Linked DNA regions of Homo sapiens: region 2 is linked to region 1. A link is a loop called in an ENCODE intact Hi-C map of the cell type or tissue named here. Cell type or tissue: dorsolateral prefrontal cortex. All regions are shown on one strand. Each heading gives the region's core, and the rest is flanking DNA. Links, peaks and the distances in the headings are about the cores only. Region 1 overlaps TP53BP1 (tumor protein p53 binding protein 1). Region 2 has its middle 5.9 kb from the start of TP53BP1.

Region 1 (8,000 bases), core at 1-8,000:
AAAAAAAAAAATTAGCCAGACACGGCAGCACATGCCTGTAGTCCTAGCCACTCAGGGGGTTCAGGCAGGAGGATTGCTTGAGCCTAGGAATTTGGGGCTGCCGTGAGCTATTACTGCACCACTGCACCTCAGCCTGGGTGACAGAGTGAGACCCTGTCTCTAAAAAGAAAAAGAAATTATGGAAAAATTAATTCCATTAAGTCTGAAAAACTTTAAATTTGGGATGTTAAACATCTCATATTTTGCTCTGTGGGAAACTAAGGAGAAATAAAAAGTCTGTTAAAAGTAAACATGATTCCCAAAATAAGAAAAACTAATCTAAGAAATGAGGAATTATATAAATTATTTTCACCGTAGGGCACGGTGGCTCACACTTGTATTCCTAACACTTCTGGACGCCAAGGTGGGAGGACTGCTTGATCCCAAGAGTTTGAAACCAGACTGGACAACACAGTGAGAAGCCATCTCTACAAAGAATAGAAAAATTAGCCGGTATGGTGGCGCATGCTTGTGGTCCTAGCTACTTGGGAGGCTGAAGCCCAAGAGGTAAAGGCTTCAGTGAGCCATGTTCACGCCACTTCACTCCAGCCTGGGTGACAGAGTGAGACCCTATCTCAAAATAAATTAATAAATACATTTATGAAGTCAGTCATTTCAAATTGATACAACTGGCAGATAAAGACAAAAATGTGTATCTATAAAATATTTAACAAAATTTCTCATGACAGCTCATCAATCTATCCAGAATACACTATAGTCCCTCAAGGTATAAAAAAATAAGGTAAGCTCAAGCTCACAAAACAGTAGCAGTACATCTTAGTCTGTTTTCTGCTGCTATAACAGAATTCCCACCAGACTGGGAAATTGATAAAGAAAAAGATTTACAGGATTTGGCTCATGGTTCTGAATGCTGAAATGTCCAAGGACATGGCACTAGCATCTAGACGGCCAGCTGGTAAGGGCCTTCTAGCTGCATCGTAACACGGTGGAAAGACATCACATGGTGAGGGTGCATTCAAGAAGGTGGAAAGGGGGCCAAACTGCCCCTTCAGCCTTTTATAATTAACCCATGCTCACGGCAACAGCCTTAATGCATACATATGGGCAGTGCCCCCACGACCTAATTACCTCTTTTTTGTGTATGTGTGGTCAACTTCTGTAGCTTTATACCAATACCACTAATTACCTCTCAACACTGTTGCACTGGGGGTTAAGTTTCCAACACATGCCACATTCAAACCACAGCACAGTACATATTAGGATTTGGGCACTAACCATTTTGTGAACCAATGGAGCCCAAAAGATTCTATAAAAATAATGCTTACCTGATGGGTGTGGTGGGGGGATCCTCACTTCGAGCCTCATTCTCTTGCCTGGCTTCACAGATACAGCTCAACACAGACATGGTCTTCTGGGGACTAAGACAATATATTAAAGCAATATATTGTTAACTTTGAAAAGAAAAGTACTTTTGGAGATTATCCTTTTATGCACAGAGGAAATAAAATGCTTTCTCTGCATATCAAACTCCAAACCACCTTACACCAAAATGCAAATTCTCCATACTTGTTTTGAATTAGCATAATTTAAAATTCTCAAGGAAGATTCACTGGAAATAAGGTGGACAGAGGACTGTATTAAATACCATAAAGATGCGATCAGCAAAATCCAGAATGTAGAAAACCATACAACAATCTGTACCTTCAACAAATAATTTGCAAGCAAGAGGCAAAAAAAAAAAAAAAAAAAAAAAAAAAAGACTGGAGGGGTACTCTGTATTTTAAAAGACTTAAAGAGATATAATCAAATGCAATATGCAGACCTTATTTAGATCTTGAGTCAAACTGTAAAACACCATTTATGAGACAATCAGAGAAATCTGAACATTGAATATTTCATGATATTAAGGAACCATTGTCAATTTTTTAAAGTATGATAATAGTAATACGGTTAAGTTTAAAATAAGAATCCTTATCTTTTGGAGACAGCACTGAAGTATTTCAGATAAAATTATATAATGCTGAAATTATCTTCAAAATAATTCAGTAGGGAGGGGGGTGCTGGAAATATAAATGAATCAAGACTGGCCATAAGAAATTTTTGGAACTGGGTGATGAATACATGGCAGTCCATTATACTACTCTCTCTACTTTCGTATATGCTTGAAACCTTCTGTAGTAAAATGATTGAGAAATAAGGTGACAGCAAGTAATTTGAACAGAGTACAGTTACAAACAACACTTAAAAGTTTCATGTACGCTGGGCACGGTGGCTTATACCTGTAATCCTACCACTTTGGGAGGCCAAGCCAGGTGGATCACTTGAGCTTCAGGAGTTAGAGACTAGCCTGGGCAACATGACGAAACCCCATCTCTACTAAAAACACAAAAATTAGCCCCTGGTGGCAGGTGCCTGTAGTCCCAGCACCCTGTGGGGTTGAGGCAGGAGGATCGCTTGAGCCTGGGAGGTCAAGGCTGCAGTGAACTGTGATTGCACCACTGCACTGCAGCCTGGTTGACAAAGTGAGACCCTGTCTCAAACAAACAAACAAAAAATCTCCACCTAAATGCAGATGAACCAAGGACCACTTCCAATATTGTGACAGAGCTTACTTTAGATGATTTGTTAGAGTGAACACAATAGCAAACAAGTCGAATTTTTTTAAATTTAGATTCTTATATAGAAAAATTTATTCACAACAATATCAAAAATTTCATCTCATTCTAGGATCCACCATTCCAACCCTCTGCTCAAAGTTTTTCCTTATTTTCTCCTCTCTACTTTCTACCCTAAGAGTTCTAGAAGCTTCAGCAACATACTCTGTTCCCTCTGAATATGCACAAGTACAGACTAATAACAACTTATTCCTGGCCAAAAATTCTGTTAAAGCCAAATGGACCAGATACACACTCCACTTTCTTCAGCTTCTAAGACTATATATCATTAAGGGATCTTCAAATGAAAAAGGACTCTACGGTACTTATGTTTCAGATTAAATATACTAATAGCCCAATGAGGAACTAATCTCTCTAAGACATAGCTAAGAACAGATCAAAAGACTTTGAAAAAGGTCAGAAACTCACAAGTGAGGTCACATTTAGTCCACAGGCCTCTTTTATTTGATATTTTATTTTTAAAAATCCAGATTTCTTTCTAAAAACAAAGATGTGGCAACAAGAAGTTTGCAGTTTCACATGACAACTACTGGCTGGAGTTGAGTGGGGCACACCCTTTCACATGGACCATACATTCAGTTTGCCATTGTCCTCAACACTCTGTCTTGCGGGCGGATCACGAGGTCAGGAGATCGAGACCATCCTGGCTAACACGGTGAAACCCCGTCTCCACTAAAAATACAAAAAAAAAATTAGCCAGGCGTGGTGGCTGGCACCTGTAGTCCCAGCTACTTGGGAGGCTGAGGCAGGAGAATGGTGTGGACCCGGGAGGCGGAGCTTGCAGTGAGCGGAGATCGTGCCACTGCACTCCAGCCTGGATGACAGAGTGAGACTCCGTCTCAAAAAAAAAAACAAAAAAAAAACACTCTGTCTTGTACCTAGCCACTTTAGTTATTAACAGTACCCGCCTAGCCTCTAATTTAAGAATTCTTGGTGGGGCATGGTAGCTCACATCTGTAATCCTAGCACTTTGGGAAGTCAAGGCAGGTGGATCACTTGAGCCCAGGAGTTCAAGGCCAGCCTGGGCAACATAGTAAAATCCTCATCTCTACAAAAAATACAAAAATTAGCCAGATGAGGTGGTACATGCCTGTAGCCCCAGCTACTCAGGTGGCTGAGGCAGGAGGATAGCTGGAGGTCAGGATGTTGAGGTCACAGTGAGCCATGATCTCACCACCGCACTCCAGCCTGGGCAACAGAGCAAGATTCTGTCTCAAAAAATAAAAAAGAAAATAAAAGAAGAATTCTTGCCTATGTTTCACCAACTGCTATTAGCGTTTTCAGGCTGGATGACTCATGCCTGAAACAATTGTATTCTCACAGCCACCAGATGGCAAAGCTTACCAACCAAAACCTCAGTATGGGGTCATACTCGTCCTCAAAGCATTACAACATCCATGACAAAGCAAAAATAACAGCTCAACATAGTAGTTAATTTGGCAGGCAGAAGAGAAAATGACCTGAGGCTGCAGCTGAGTATGCGATTGCAGAAGGAACAAGGTCTGTAGCTATCTCTTGTTAATCCTTCTTTTTCTCATCAATTGGATCAACAATCCTGAGATTGTGGAGACTCTTGTATCAGCAACAGAAAAAAGGGGGGAAAGGAACTCTCACATGAACAAAAGTAAAGACATTTCAATTATCTTAGTTCTAGGTGTAGAAAAAAGCTTCACTGAACTTAAAAAAGTATTAACTAAAAAGTCTATGATCCATTCAAAACATTGCTAAATCCTTTATGAAAGAGTCTCATTTTAACTTTCTCATTTTAACTTTTTTCCTTTGTTGATAAACCATCTACCCTCATCACCAGTAGCTGTGTATTAAACTCTAAATAGCATCCAGCTTTGGTTACCTGGCAACAGACTCAGCAACAGCAGTAGATCCATTTTTTCTTTCACCAGTTGCAGGCTCTGAATAAAAACAAAACCAAGGAGAGAAAGGAAAGAGAAACAGAATTTAGTTAGTATCACACCTAAACCTTCACTCTGCTCTACTAGTATTTGCAAAAAATAACAAAAAGAAATAAAAATAAGTAAAACTAGTAAGTATAAACATACAAACATTTCTTGTAATTTTATTTATTTATTTCTTTATTTTGAGACAGTCTCACTCTATCACCCAAGCTGGAGGGCAGTAGCGTGATCTCAGCTCACTGCAACCTCCGCCTCCTGGGTTCAAGCGATCTCCTGCCTCAACCTCCCGAGTAGCTGGGACTACAGGCATGCGCCACCACGTCCAGCTAATTTTTTGTATTTTTTAGGAAAGACAGGGTTTTGCCAAGTTTCCCAAGCTGGTCTCAAACTCCTGAAATCAAGTGATCTGCCAGATTTCTTGTTTTTTGTTTGTTTGTTTTGAGACAACAGTCTCGCTCTGTCACCCAGGCTGCAGTGCAGGCCAGATTTGTTTTAATTTTTTTTTTTTTTTTTTTTTGAGACAGAGTCTCACTCTGTCGCCCAGGCTGGAGTGCAGTGGCGCAATCTCGGCTCACTGCAAGCTCTGCCTCCCGGGTTCACGCCATTCTCCTGCCTCAGCCTCCCCAGCAGCTGAAACTACAGGTGCCCGCCACCACGCCCGGCTAATTTTTTTGTATTTTTAGTCGAGACGGGGTTTCACCGTGTTAGCCAGGATGGTCTCAATCTCCTGACCTCGTGATCCGCCCGCCTCGGTCTCCCAAAGTGCTGGGATTACAGGCAAGAGCCACTGTGCCCGGCTGGCTATTTCTTGTAATTTAATGGTACAAGTTTTTCTCACTTCCACCAATCAATTTTCTTTCAAACTTCCTATAAAAGACTAATAAGATTGGCAAGAAATACAATACAATGAGTAACTTTTTTTTTTTTTGGAGACAGAGTCTTACTCCGTTGCCCAGGCTAGAGTGCAGCGGCGTAATCTCGACTTGCTGCAACCTGTGTCTCCTGGGTTCAAGCGATTCTCATGCCTCACCCTCCTGAGTAGCTGGGATTACAGGTGTGCACCACCACACCCAGCTAATTTTTGTATTTTTAGTAGAGATGGGGTTTCACCATGTTGACCAGGCTGGTCTCAAACTTCCGACCTCAGGTGATTCACCCGCCTCAGGTTCCCAAAGTGTGCTGGGATTACACATACGAGCTACGACACCTAGCCCTTAGCAGTAATATTCTTTTTTTTTTTTTTTTTTTTTTTTTTTGGAGACAGAATCTCACTCTGTTGCTCAGGCTGGAGTGCAGTGGCATGATCTCAGCTCACTGCAACCTCCGCCTCTCGGGTTCAAGAGATTCTGCTGCCTTAGCCTCCCGAGTAGCTGGGATTACAGGTACCTGCCACCATGTCCGGCTAATTTTTATATTTTTAGTAGAGATGGGGTTTCACCATCTTGGCCAGGCTGGTCTCGAACTCCTGACCTCAGGTGATCCACCCACCTCAGCCTCCCAAAGTGCTGGGATTACAGGCATGAGCCACCACACCCGGCCAGCAGTAACATTCTTAAATGAAAATTAAACTTCTGAATCCAAATTCATCTCTGCCCATATAAGAAGTTAAAAAAGTATGTAATAATACAAAATTAAAAACCAAAAACTTTTTAAAATTTATATCATATTAAAAACAAATTAAAAATAAAAGAACTTAATAAAATAAGTAGAAAATATTTTAGGTTGATGAACTAATTTTAAATAGTTTTTAGAGCACCCACAAATAGAAGGTACCCAAGTTCTTCCCAAAGTGCTTTAGGACAGACACTTCAAAAACAAAGGGTGGCCAGGCACGGTGGCTCACTCATGTAATCCCAATACTTTGAGAGGCCAAGGCAGGAGGATCGCTTGAGCCCAGGAGTTCAACACCAGCCTGGCTAACATGGCGAAGCCCCATCTCTATAATAAATACAAAAATTAACCAGGCATGGGTGGTGGGCGTGCCTGTAGTCCCACCTACTCAGGGGGCTAAGATGGGAGGATCGCTTGAGCCTGGGAGATGGAGGCTGCAGTGAGCTGAGATCACCCCATTGCACTCCAGCCTGGGTGACAGGGAGAAGCCCTGTCTCAACAACAATAACAACAAAAAGAAACAAAAAGGACATTTTCAAGAACATGCAGCAACAGATTAAAGGTCGTACTGAAAAAAATCCCATATTCTCACAACAATGTCACTAATTTCAAGGGATTAAAATTTGTTCATTTACAATTTATACCAGCCTTAGAGAAAACAACCCTTAAATGGTTTTTAATTATTTCTAAAATATTCATGACCCAACATAATCTAAACAGTCCATCAGGGAGGCAGCTGAAATTCAGTTGGAGCCCTGGCTCTGAAATAGAAACCTGGCTCACACCCTGGCTATTGCACTTAATAGTCCAACCTAGGAGTAAACTACTTTGTCATTTTGAGTCTCAGTGTCCTCCTCTATAAGATAAAAACACAACAAACCTAAAAAGTTTGTTGTAAGGATGAAATGATGTAAGTAACACTGAATACAGTCCTTGATACTATGCTCCTGGTATTAGGAAAGGTAGTAAAATTTACTGATATAACCATCCTTAACACTTCGCTAGTTGTAATTTCAGATCCAAAGGTAAAGTAAGATTTAAGGCTATCACATACTCTCTCTCTTGACAAACCCTTTTTAAAATTTTTATTTTTGAGATGAGATGTCACTATGTTGCCCAGGCTGGTCTTGTACTTCTGGGTTTAAGCACACCTCCCACCTCAGCCTCTGGCATTGCTGGGATTATAGAAGCGCACCAACCACCATGCCTGGCAATAAGCCCTTATTTATTCCGGAAAAGATGATAGTAAGGATGGAACCATGTAATACTTTAACTCAGTCTACTGAGTTGCTAAGATTCAAATCAGTAAGTACCACAGCATCAAAGATTTGGAACCAGACTTCCTGGATTTGTATCCCGGCTACTCCATTTACTAGCTATGTTTAGGGAAGGCGCTCAACCTTCCTGTGCCTCAGTTTCCTCATCTGTAAAAGGAGGATAATAATAGGATCTAGTTCATCGGCTTCTTATGAGATTTAATGAGCTATACATGTGAAGTACCTGGTATACAGTAAGAGCTAAAAATGTATTAGCTAAAATTACTTTTCTCTGGTCTCAGGGAAGAAGAAGTCCTGCTTATCCAACCTATTCTGTGTAGTCTTCAATAGCTTCCCCTCCCAACTTCTTCAGGGCCTTAATTCATCAACTGTTTCCCCCAATTCCCTCGTCTTTAATCTATGCCTCCCTCTTTTGGATCCTTCCTTAACCCATTTATGCTGGAGGTTGCAAATTTTTTTTTGTGAAAAATCAGACCTTGGTGATGACCTTGAGCAGCAGGATATAAATAACTCCCGCAAGCTTA
Region 2 (11,529 bases), core at 1,118-9,117, 57 kb after region 1:
CTGCGGCAGAGTGCCCTGCCCCACGTAAGAAAAAGGAACACGGCGGCGCGTTTCCATGGCAGCATGGACGTTGCAGGCCCTCCCCTTTAGTAGAGCCGGAGAATGACGGTATCCTTGAACCGAAGGGACCTTGAGAGGGCGTGAAATACCTTCCCCTGCTTCCAGGACGATTGCATTTACCACTACTCAGACATTTCAGTACCTCTACCTGCTTTTTCTCGTTCACGCCCCTTAATCCCCGTCCCTCACCCTCTTTCCTGGAAAAGGAGAGAGTTTCCCAGCTTTCTCATAACAGGGCAAAGAAGAAGCGGCTTGAGGATGGCTAGGTACTTCAGAGCTGGTGAACCCAACAGAAGAGACTCTTTCTTCTTTGACACAGGGTTAACCTGTGTCAATCAGGATCCCTTTTGTGGGCCTCTACCCTGAATCCAAGGGCCTGACATTACATCTCTGCCAGGGCGTTTTTAGTATTTGTTTGTTTTTACATTGTATAAGGGCTCCAGTAAGCCATATTTCTTCCCATTGCCCTTTTCCGCCTAGGACGTATTTCAAGCTTCACACTTGTTTATCGTTGCCTTATCTTTTATGGGATTGCCTGCAGAGACTACAGCCCCAGACATATTTTGCACCTCCCATTGAGAGAATTGAGCACTGTCATTCTCAAACTCCATGGTAAAGAGAACAGCTGCCACCCCTTCTAACTAGATGACCTCAAAGATACTTCCAAACCCAGAGATTCTATTATCCTAATTATGGTGCCAGGGTCTTAAAGAGGGTGTGGCAGCTGTGACGAGTCTTAATGAACTAAGCCCCATGTGGCATATGTGTTTGTTTTGTTGTTGTTGTTGTTGAGGGGTGGGGGTATATTATTTAAGTGGCAGTTGGATCCAGGATAGAATTCTAGCCAGAGCAGCTGTCAATAGGGAAAGCACCTAGCACAGTGCCAAACATATACATAGTAGGCATTCAATATGAGGCAGTTTTCTCTTTCTACCCCAGGCTCAGATTTATTTCGGCACAGCCCAACCATGATTCTCCATTTCTGTAAATGCCCAATTCAGCACGTGATATAGGCAAAGCTGAAGTGGAGCTTCCTACCAGTCTTCTCACTGCTGCTATAAATTACAGTGATCCTATTTTCCAAACCAAATTCAAAGCATGTTGTCTGAATACACGTTACTTATGGGAACAAAAGGACTGACTCCTTGAAACTGTCCTGAAAAATCTAGAATCTATTACTGCTATAACTGGAATATAATTATGGTCGCCAGTATGTTTTATTAGTGGAGCTAAAATGAAATGGACCACACAGAGATGCATCTCACTTCTTAATCTTAAAATCATTTATAATTGACTCTTTTCATACTCCACTCCTAAAGCTGCAGAACACCAGTGACTAAACAAATCTAATACTTAAAGACCAGGTTAGAGCAATACTAACTACACTAGCTGGACAAAGTGAGTTCATCTGCTCTATTTGAGAGGGCACAACCAACCAGGTCCTGTTATGAGTAAATCATGACCTTGAGTCCCATAAAAATCCCCCAAAAGTTACCATTTTTTTGCTTTTCTTCTCCAGCCTGCTTCTGCTTCCTCCCCAAGTGAGGCACAAATAAACAGATCTGTTTGATTACTTGACAAGTGTGTTTGTCGAAACATAAAATGGCTGGGCGCAGTGGCTTACACCTGTAATCCCAGCACTTTGGGAGGCAGAGGCAGGTGGATTACTTGAGCCCAGGAATTTGAGACCAGCCTGGGCAACATGGCAAAAGCCCATCTCTAAAAAATATACGAAAAAAATTAGCTGGGTGTGGTGGCATGTGCCTGTAGTCCCAGCTACTCAGGAGGCTGAGGTGAGAGCATCTCCTGAACTAGGAGGCACAGGTTGCAATGAGCCAAGATTGCAACACTGTGCTCCAGCCTGGGCAAGAGAGTGAGACCCTGTCTGAAACAACAACAATAAAAACCTAAAAACCGCCAGGCGCAGTGGCTCACACCTGTAATCCCAGCACTTTGGGAGGACGAGGCGGGCGGATCATGAGGTCAGGAGATCGAGACCATCCTGGCTAAGATAGTGAAACCCCGCCTCTACTAAAAATACAAAAAATCAGCTGGGCATGGTGGTGGGCGCCTGTAGTCCCAGCTACTCAGGAGGCTGAGGCAGGAGAATTGCTTGAACCCTGGAGGCGTAGGTTACAGTGAGCCGAGATCGTGCCACTGCACTCCAGCGTGGGCAGCAGAGTGAGACTCCGTCACACACACACACACACACACACACACACACACACACAAAAGCCAGGTGCGGTAGCTCACGCCTGTAATCCCAGCACTCTGGGAGGCCAAGTCGGGCAGATCACGAGGTCAGGAGATCGAGACCATCCTGGCTAACACGGTGAAACACGGTCTCTACTAAAAATACAAAAAATTAGCCGGGTGCGCGGGCAGGCGCCTGTAGTCCCAGCTACTTGGGAGGCTGAGGCAGGAGAATGGCGTGAACCCGGGAGGCGGAGCTTGCAGTCAGCAGAGATCGCGCCACTGCACTCCAGCCTGGGTGACAGAGTGAGACCCCGTCTCAAAAAAAAAAAAAAAGCCTAAAAACCTCAGCCTGACTAAAAATAGATAAATAAATGAGTGAGCCATTTGCATTACTAAACAAGAATCTTAAAAAAAACTGTTAAGAAAAACTATTAATTCCTTGTTAGGCAGTGTGGCAATTAAATTAATCATTAAATTATCCAGAAAAATAAACTACAGGCAGAATGGTTGCAGCTAGATGAGCCAAAGGCCTTTATTGACTCCTAGACTGCAAAGGACCAACAGCACATCTACCTGTCTACAGGTAACATCTTTTCCTAAACCACCTTAGACAGAGAAATCTAACTTACCTCTAAAGCCCTCCCAGAGAAGGCTCATCAGATCTTAGGTTAACTTGCTTTAAAGTTTAACAAACCTCATTGTCAGAAATTTTTCTTCTAATATTAATCTTCTAATCTTCTAACCTAAATCCTTTATTATAGAATTTAAAGCCATTTCCTCTCATATTGTCTTTAACTGCTATCTTTAAAACCTAGATAGATGTCATTAAGTTGGGATCATCTCATTTGGTCCTATAATTATATAATAAATTTCAAACCATCAAACAACAAATCTAAATACTATATGACTTAGTTTGTGAGTATTTTTCTGAAGCCTCCTCAAAGACTTCTTAAGCAAAAGAACCCTAGCCCAGCTTATTCTTCCCTCACAGGTATTCCACCAACCTTTAAAGTTGCTTCACGATCTTATGAAAACTCATAGTTTTGGAGCTCAGTGGCAGAGTACTCTACTGAGGAGAATTGACAAGTGCCAAATTTAATGATAGGAAAACAATCATATATTCCTTTTTTTTTTTTTTTTTTGAGATGGAGTTTCACTCTTTTTGCCCAGGCTGGAGTGCAATGGTGTGATCTCCGCTTACGGCAACCCCTGCCTCCTGGGTTCAACTGATTCTCCTGCCTCAGCCTCCTGAGTAGCTAGGATTACAGGCATGTGCAACACACCTGGCTAATTTTGTATTTTTAGTAGAGACAGAGTTTCTCCATGTTGGTCAAGCAGGTCTCGAACTCCGGCCTCAGGTGATCCGCCCACCTCAGCCTCCCAAAGTGCTGGGATTACAGGCATGAGCCATAGTGCCCAGCCTCTCCCCTCTTTGTATAGAAGTAATCAAATCTTCACATCCAAGTATCATCTCCTGTCCACTCTACTTCTCTACGTTTGCAGTCTGGCTTCAACCTCCATAAATCTAATGCCTAGCACAATGCCAGACACAAAGTAGTTACTCTAAACATGTTAATGACTGATTCTAAAATTTTCTTGTCAAATTACCTCATTATCAGCCAGGTGCGGTAGCTCAAGTAATCCCAGTACTTTGGGAGGCCAAGGCAGGCTGATTGCTTGAGCTCAGGAGTTCAAGACTAGCCTGGCCAGCATGGTGAAACCCCGTCTCTATTAAAAATACAATGGTGGTGTGCACCTGTATTCCCAGCTACTCAGGAGGCTGAGGTGGAAGAATCACTTGAACCTGGGAGGCAGAGGTTGCAGTGAGCCGAGATCGCACCACTGCACCCCAGCCTGGGCTACAGAGTGAGACTCTGCCTCAAAAAACAACAACAAATTACCTCATTATCTTTGACGTCTGTAGTGTCTGATGCTGTTGCCATTCCCTCCTCAAAATTCTCATCCTGTGACTCGATAAATCCTGGCTCTTCTCTACCATCTCAGCTTTCTTTCCAATTCCTAACTTCCTGGAAGCCAGTACTATAGAATAAAAATCGAGAGTGATATGAACATGCTCAACACAGATGAACCTTGAAAACATTATGCTAAGTGAAATAAGCCAGACACAAAAGAACAAATATTGTGTGATTCCACTTATACGAGGTACCTAGAGTAGGCAAATTCAGAAAGAGAGAAAGTAGAATGGTGGCTGCCAGGAGCTAGGAGGAGGGAGGAAAGGGAATTTATTGTTTAATGATTTACATAGCTTCAGTTTGGGAAGATGAAAAAGTTCTGGAGATGGATGGTGGTGATGGTTGCACAACAATGTAAATGTACTTAATGCCACTGAACCATACACTTAAAAATGGTTATAATGGTACATTTATGTTATGTGTATTTTACTACAGTAACAAAAGTTTTTCAATGAGACTAAACTTTAATATTTAAAGATGTGTACTTAGATCATAAAAAATTTTAATAACAGGATTGCAATAAAAGAATGTATGGTTAATTGTATAGGTAACAGTGGGGTTGTAATTCATTAAGAGGCATGTGAGGTGCTTGGAAATGTTCTATTTTTTATTACCAGAGGCATTACACAGGTATACTATTTATAATTCATAAATTTGTACATTTATATTTTATTTTATTCACTTTATGTGTGCTATGTTTCACAATAAAGATGATTCAAAATAAATATCATTAATGCTAAAACTCATAATATGGTGAAAGAGGGTATATACATGATCTCAAAGTATCTCCCTAAAATGTACTGAATTATTACAAAGAGAAAAGTGGTAAATTTGCAGTGAAGAAACCTGGTATTCACCAACTCAACCAAGTGATCTCAGTTAATATACCAGTAAGGGAACAAAAAGCCATCTGTGTCACTTGATATAATGCACTGAGGATATATCACACTTTAATTGTATTCTTGCCAAAAATCTATAACCTGAATCTGATCATGAGAAAAAATCAGATAAATCCACATTAATGGGTGCTTTACAGATAAACAGCCCATATTCTCCAAAGAGAAAGAGAGAGAGAGAGAAAGAAGTGCTGCCAAGGTCAAGAATGACAATCAAAGTCTCAAGAAATGTTCTAGATTTGAGAAGACTACAAAGACAAAACCATTAAATGTAACAGATGATCCAGAACTGAATCCTGGACAAGAACTTGGTTTCCCTTCTTCTATAAATAATTCTAATGGGAGCACTGTTGATATCTGAATAAGGTCTGTAGATTAGTAACGAATCAATGTTATTTTCCTGATCTTGATAATTATACTCTGGTTATTAAATAAAAAATAAAGAAAGAGAATGGTACCAAATTATCCAAGATTGGAGCTGGGCAGTTTGGTACTAAGCAAAACTAAAGAAAAGTTAACCTGCACCTGACATAGGAACAGCATGAGGACAAGAGAAGGAATATACTTAGAGACTATGGAAACTGCCAGAAATCAGACCCAGGATGGTAGAAGGTGAGAAAAGTTCATTTTGCAAATTAAAAACAACAACAACAAAAAAAAAAAAACAAAACAAACCAGTTACTCCTAAACTCTTATGTTTCAATGGAAAGAAGGGAGTTTTTATGTCCTGGGGCTGAGAAATCTAAAAAGAATATAAGAGAAGACTTCAGTGGACAAGGACACCACTGTGTCCTAGTGGCTGAGCTGTGAAATAGTTACTCATATTCTGAGGTAGTGTGTGTACATAAAGTAACGTCTACGTACAAAGAAGGGAACAACAGACTCTGGGGCCTACTTAAGGGTGGAGAGGGGGAGGAGGATGAGAATCAAAAACTATCAGTTACTATGCTTGTTACCTGTGTGGCAAAATAATCTGTACACCAAACCCCGTGATAATGCAACTTACCTATTTAACAAACCTGCACATGTACCCCTGAACCTCAAATAAAATTTAAAAAATAATAATAAATAATAAAGTAAAAGTAACATAGCATGAACACAGTGCCTACTCTTGGATCCTACTTCCTGTGTCATTATTACACTTTCCCATTCTACTCTGAGCATATCCCTTCTGCAGTGTCTTCAGTACAGCTAGGTCTCAAAGGCTGATCTGGACTTGTACAGAGCTAGTGTGCTAACTAACAAGTGGCAAGAATAGCAGTAATGCATCTTGGCTCTACTCACATATAAGCACATCACACAGAGTCTCAAGAACTGAAAGTCAGAGCAAGTCAGAAAACCCATAAAACTGACCAAAAATTTCTTCACAAACTCAGGTTCATTTATTAATTTCAATTCACTTAAATGCAAGGTACCATTTTGGCTCCATGGTGGTGGTGGAGAGAGAGCAGTGTATAAGGATGAGTAATATCTAGTTTCTAGCTTCAAAGAATTTACAATCTAGGAAGGAGATAAGACATAGAAATAATGATAGTACAAGATACAATAAAAGTTCTGTAGGAATTGTGAGACAAATCGAAATAATTTTAGTCATGTGGTTATAATGAATACTTCTTGAGCACTTACTATGTTCTAAGTTCTATTTACTCTCACTCCTTTCTTGATTTCATCCAGTCACATTGCTATAAATACAATCTATATGCCAATGACTCCTAACTACGTCTTTGACCCACACCTCTCTCCCAAATTACCAATTTATGTATCTAACTGCCTATTCAATATCTTCATTTTGATGTCCAATTGACATCTCAAATTCAACATGCTTAAAATTGAACTCATCTCTTCTACCAAGTCTACTCCACCTGCAGCCTTCCCCATCTCAGTTGATGGCAACTTCACCCTTCTGGTTGCTTATAACAAAAAGCTTGAAGATACTGTCTTTTTATTAACAGAAAAAATTTTAAAAGCTATGTACTTATATAATACACCTTCAACAATTAGCAACAAATGCTCAATCTTCTTTTGTTGAAATTTTTTTTTTTCAAACAAATGCTCAATCTTATTTCATCTATATCCACCCACTTCCCCCAAACTGATTTCTAAACAAATCCCAGACATCATATAATTTTAACCAAAATACTTCTGTGTCTAAAATATAGAGAATATTTTAGGCCAGGCTTGGTGGCTCACACTTAAAATCCCAGCACTTTGGGAGGCTGAGGTGGGTGGACCACCTGAGGTCAGAAGTTTAAGACCAGCCTGGCCAACATGGTGAAACCCCATCCCTATTAAAAAATACAAAAATTAGCTGGGCATGGTGGCGAGCACCTGTAGTCCCAACTACTTGGGAGGCTGAGGCAGGAGAATCACTTGAACCTGGGAGGCGGAGGTTGCACTGAGCCGAAATCACGCTGCTGCACTCCAGCCTGGGCGACAGAGTGAGACTCTGTCTCAAAGAAATAAAATAAAATAAAGAGAATATTTTAAACATAAGAACACCGTCAACACACCCAAAGAAAATGAACAGGCCAGGCATGGTGGCTTACATCCCAGAACTTTGGGAGGCCAATGCAGGAGGATCACTTGAGCTCAGGAGGTCAAGTCTGCAGTGAGCAGTGATCATGCCACTGCACACCAGCCTGGGTGACAGTGACAGTCTGTCTAAAAAACACATATATATAAAGTTAAATTACTGTATTTTAAAATCACTTAAAACAATACTACCAATTCAATAGTTAGGCTTGTTTCTTTCATTTTGTTTTTTATTTTTAGTGACTGATATTTTTATTGAGGTAAAATTTACATACAGTGAAATCTATAGCTCTTAATTGTGTAATTTTTTTTTTTTTTAAGAGACAGGGTCTTGCTCTGTGGCCGAGGCTAGAGTGCAATGGCTTGATCATAGCTCACCACAGCCTTGAACTCCTGGGCTCAGCTCCTGGGCTCAAGCAATCCTCCCAGCTCAGTCTCCTCGGGGCTGGGACTACAGGTATGCACCACCACACCTGGCTAATTTTTCTTTCTTTTGTAGAGATGGGGTTACACTATGTTGCTCAGGTGGGTCTTGAACTCCTGGGCTCAAGCAATTCTCCCACCTCGACCTCCCAAAATGCTGGGAACACAGGCATGGGCCACCGTGCTTGGCCAGTAATTTGATGAGCTTTGACAAACATATACAGCCATGAAACCTACATATCAATCAATATATAGAACATTGTCATCACTCCAGAGAGTTATTCATGGTCCCTTCCAGTCAATCCCCATTCCACAAGGCAGTCATATTGTAACTTCTATGACCATAGATTAATTTTACCTGTAATACTATTTTATATAAATGGAATCACACAGTACGTGGTCTTTTGTGTCCAGCTTCTTTTGCTCAACATTTTGCATGTTGCTGCATGCATCAGTACTTCATTCTTTTTCATTGCTCAGCAACATTCAATTGTATGCAACACAACTTGTTTTATTAATTCTCCTATTACTGCATATTTGGGTTTAGACTATTATAAATAAAGTTGCTATGAACATTTATAAACAATTCGTTTTGTGAACATTTGTTTTCATTTATCTTGGGTAGATAACTAGAAGTGGAACTGCTGGGTCATAGGATGTGTGCTCCTTTCACTTTATAAGAAACTGCCAAAAACAGTTTTTGAAAATGACTGTAGGCCACCTGCAGTGGCTCGTGCCTGTAATCCCAACATTTTGGGAGGCTGAGTTGAGAGGTTCGCTTGAGCCAGAAGTTCAAGACCAGCCTGGGCAATACAGGGAGGCCTTATCTCTACAAAAAAATGTTTTAAAAATTAGTCAAGCATGGTGGCACCAGCCTGTAGTACCAGCTACTAGGGAGGCTGAGGTGGGAAGATCAATTGAGCCCAGGAGTTCAAGGTTGCAGTGAGCTATGATCGCACCACTTGCACTCCAGCCTGGGCAACACAGCAAGACTATGTCTCTTAAAAACAAATTAAAAATAAATAAATAAAATGATTGTATAATTTTATACTTCCACTAACAACATATTAGTTTCAGGTGCTCCACATTCTCACTAACATTTGGTTTGTCAGTGTGAAGTGATATCTCATGTTTGTTTTTTTTCTCATTTTTTTTTGAGTCTCACTCTGTCACCCAGGCTGGAGTGCAGTAGCGCGATCTTGGCTCACTGCAAGCTCCGCCTCCCGGGTTCACACCATTCTCCTGCCTCAGCCTCCTGAGCAGCTGGGACTACAGGCGCCCGCCACCACGACCTATTTTTTTTTTTTTTGTATTTTTTAGTAGAGACGGGGTTTCACTATGTTAGCCAAAATGGTCTCAATCTCCTGTCCTCATGATCTGCCCACCTTGGCCTCCTAAAGTGTTGGGATTACACGCGTGAGCCACCGTGCCCTGCCATTTGTTTTTTTCTTGAGGCAGAGTCTCACTTTGTCACTCCAGCTGGAGTGTGATGGCATGATCTCAGCTCACTGCAACCTCTGTCTCCCGGGTTCAAGCGATTCTTGTACAACCTCCCAAGTAGCTGGGATTACAGGCGCACACCACCACCCCCAGCTAATTTTTGTATTTTTAGTAGAGACGGGGTTTTGCCGTGTTGGCCAGGCTGGTCTTCAACTCCTGGACTCAAGCGATCAACCCGCCTTGGCCTCCAAAACTGCTGGGATTACATGCGTGAGCCACCTTGCCCGGCCTATCTTGTGTTTTTTAGTCAACTTTATATATCATTTATGTACAATTAAAATTGGGCCCATTTTAAGTGTAGAGTTTGATGAGTTCAATAAATGGGTGCGTGTGTGTGTGCGCGCATGCGCGGGTGTGTGTAGCTATGACTCCAATCAAATATAGAACATATCAATCACCCAAAAAGTTCCCTGTGCCCTTTGCAATCAATTCCCAGCCCTGGGCAATCATTTAGTTGCTTTCTGTCACTGTAGATTAGTTTTGCCCATTCTAGAATTTCAGATAAACTTATTCATGCAGTATGTACTGTGACAACCATGAAAATGTACCACTGGGCTGGGCAGAGTGGCTCACACCTGTAATCCCAACACTTCAGGAGCCTGAGGCAGGTGGATTACCTGATGTCAGGATTTCAAGACCAGCCTGGCCAACGTGGCAAAACTCTGTTTCTACTAAAAATACAAAAAATTAGCCGGGCATGGTGGCCAGCGCCTGTAATTCCAGCTACTCGGGAGGCTGAGGCAGGAGAATTGTTTGAACCCGGGAGGCGGAGGTTGCAGTAAGCAGAGATGACGCCACTACACTCCAGCCTGGGCAACAGAGCAAGACTCCATCTCAAAAAAAAAAAGATTCTTCCTTTCCAATCCTCCTTCCTTCCCTCTCTCCTTCCACAGATGTCAGGCTTACATCTTAGTCTGAAGTCTCACCCTGCCTTCTCCTGATTCTTCTTTGCAGTGTTTTAAAATATAGTCAGCCTTCCCTATATGTGGATTCTGCATCTGTGGATTCAACCAACCATGAATTGAAAATATTCAGAAAAAAAGGGTGGTTGGTTCCGTACTGAACATTCACAGACTTTTTTTTCTTGTAATTATTTGCCAAACAATACACCTATATACATAGCATTTACACTGTATTAGTTATTACAGGTAATCAAGAGACAATTTAATGCATACGGGAGGGCCAGGAATGGTGGCTAAAGCCTGTAATCCCATAGCTTTGGGAGACCAAGATGGGAGGATTGCTTGAGGCTAGGAGTTCGAGACCAGCCTGTGCAAAATAGCAAGACCCCCCTCCTCATCTCTACAAATCAATCAATAAATTAAAACAAAAATTTTTTGAGACAGAGTCTTGCTCTGTTGCCCAAGCTGGAGCGCACTGGCACGATCACAGCTCACTGCAACCTCAAGTGATACTTTTGCCTCAAGTGATCCTCCTGCTTTAGCCTCCCAAAGTGCTGGGATTATAAATGTGACCCACCGTGCCTGGCCATAAATACTATTGAATGAATGAATGAATTCCAGGCATTGTGCTAAGCATATTTAAAAGGTTGTTCCACTTAATTCTCAAAATAATCCCTATAAGGTGGGGTGCTATTATTTTAATTTTACAGACAAGGAAACTGAAGCACAGAGAAGATAAGCAAGTTGCCAAAGTTCACATAGTTGGTAAGTAAGAAAGTCAGTTCTGCAGAAGTAGTTGGGTTTGAGTTCGGTCATATCCCTTAAATCCTTTGTGGAATGAGATGAATCTTTATTCCACAAATAAGGTAAAGGTAAATAAATAAATCCTTAGATGAGTTAAGGAAAACAGAGTATTCAAGGAAAAATGAACAGCCTAAACAAAAAATACAAGAATGAGAAAAAGGCAAGTGGTTCAGACTGACTGAATAAAAAGGTTGATACAGGATATTTGCGGCCAGGCACGGTGTCTCACTCCTGTAATCCCAG

The links. Peaks named below come from ENCODE experiments on the same cell type or tissue, not always from the same donor. Only the 100,000 strongest peaks of a DNase experiment are listed, where the experiment ranks them.
Region 2: it touches region 1 in a loop (4-fold over the local background); 3 of 110 quality-filtered maps call a loop at or near these places.

Annotation. Positions count from the first base shown.
Region 1 is chr15:43,436,999-43,444,998 of GRCh38, forward strand. TP53BP1 (tumor protein p53 binding protein 1) reads right to left here. Exons shown (of 28, transcript NM_001141980.3): 15 at 4,528-4,585; 16 at 1,326-1,418. Among named protein-coding and RNA genes, the nearest start is that of TP53BP1, 52 kb to the right of the region's middle. RefSeq lists an enhancer at 5,016-5,619. In dorsolateral prefrontal cortex, for the core only: a CTCF peak has its summit at 4,022 (motif pointing right); a DNase peak (open chromatin) is centred at 3,986; H3K4me3 peaks cover 1,187 bases; H3K27ac peaks cover 4,763 bases.
Region 2 is chr15:43,493,243-43,504,771 of GRCh38, forward strand. It overlaps a transcript of TP53BP1 not described here. Among named protein-coding and RNA genes, the nearest start is that of TP53BP1, 5.9 kb to the left of the region's middle. RefSeq lists enhancers at 1-355, 1,852-2,352. In dorsolateral prefrontal cortex, for the core only: no CTCF peak of the experiment used is centred there; no DNase peak of the experiment used is centred there; H3K27ac peaks cover 179 bases.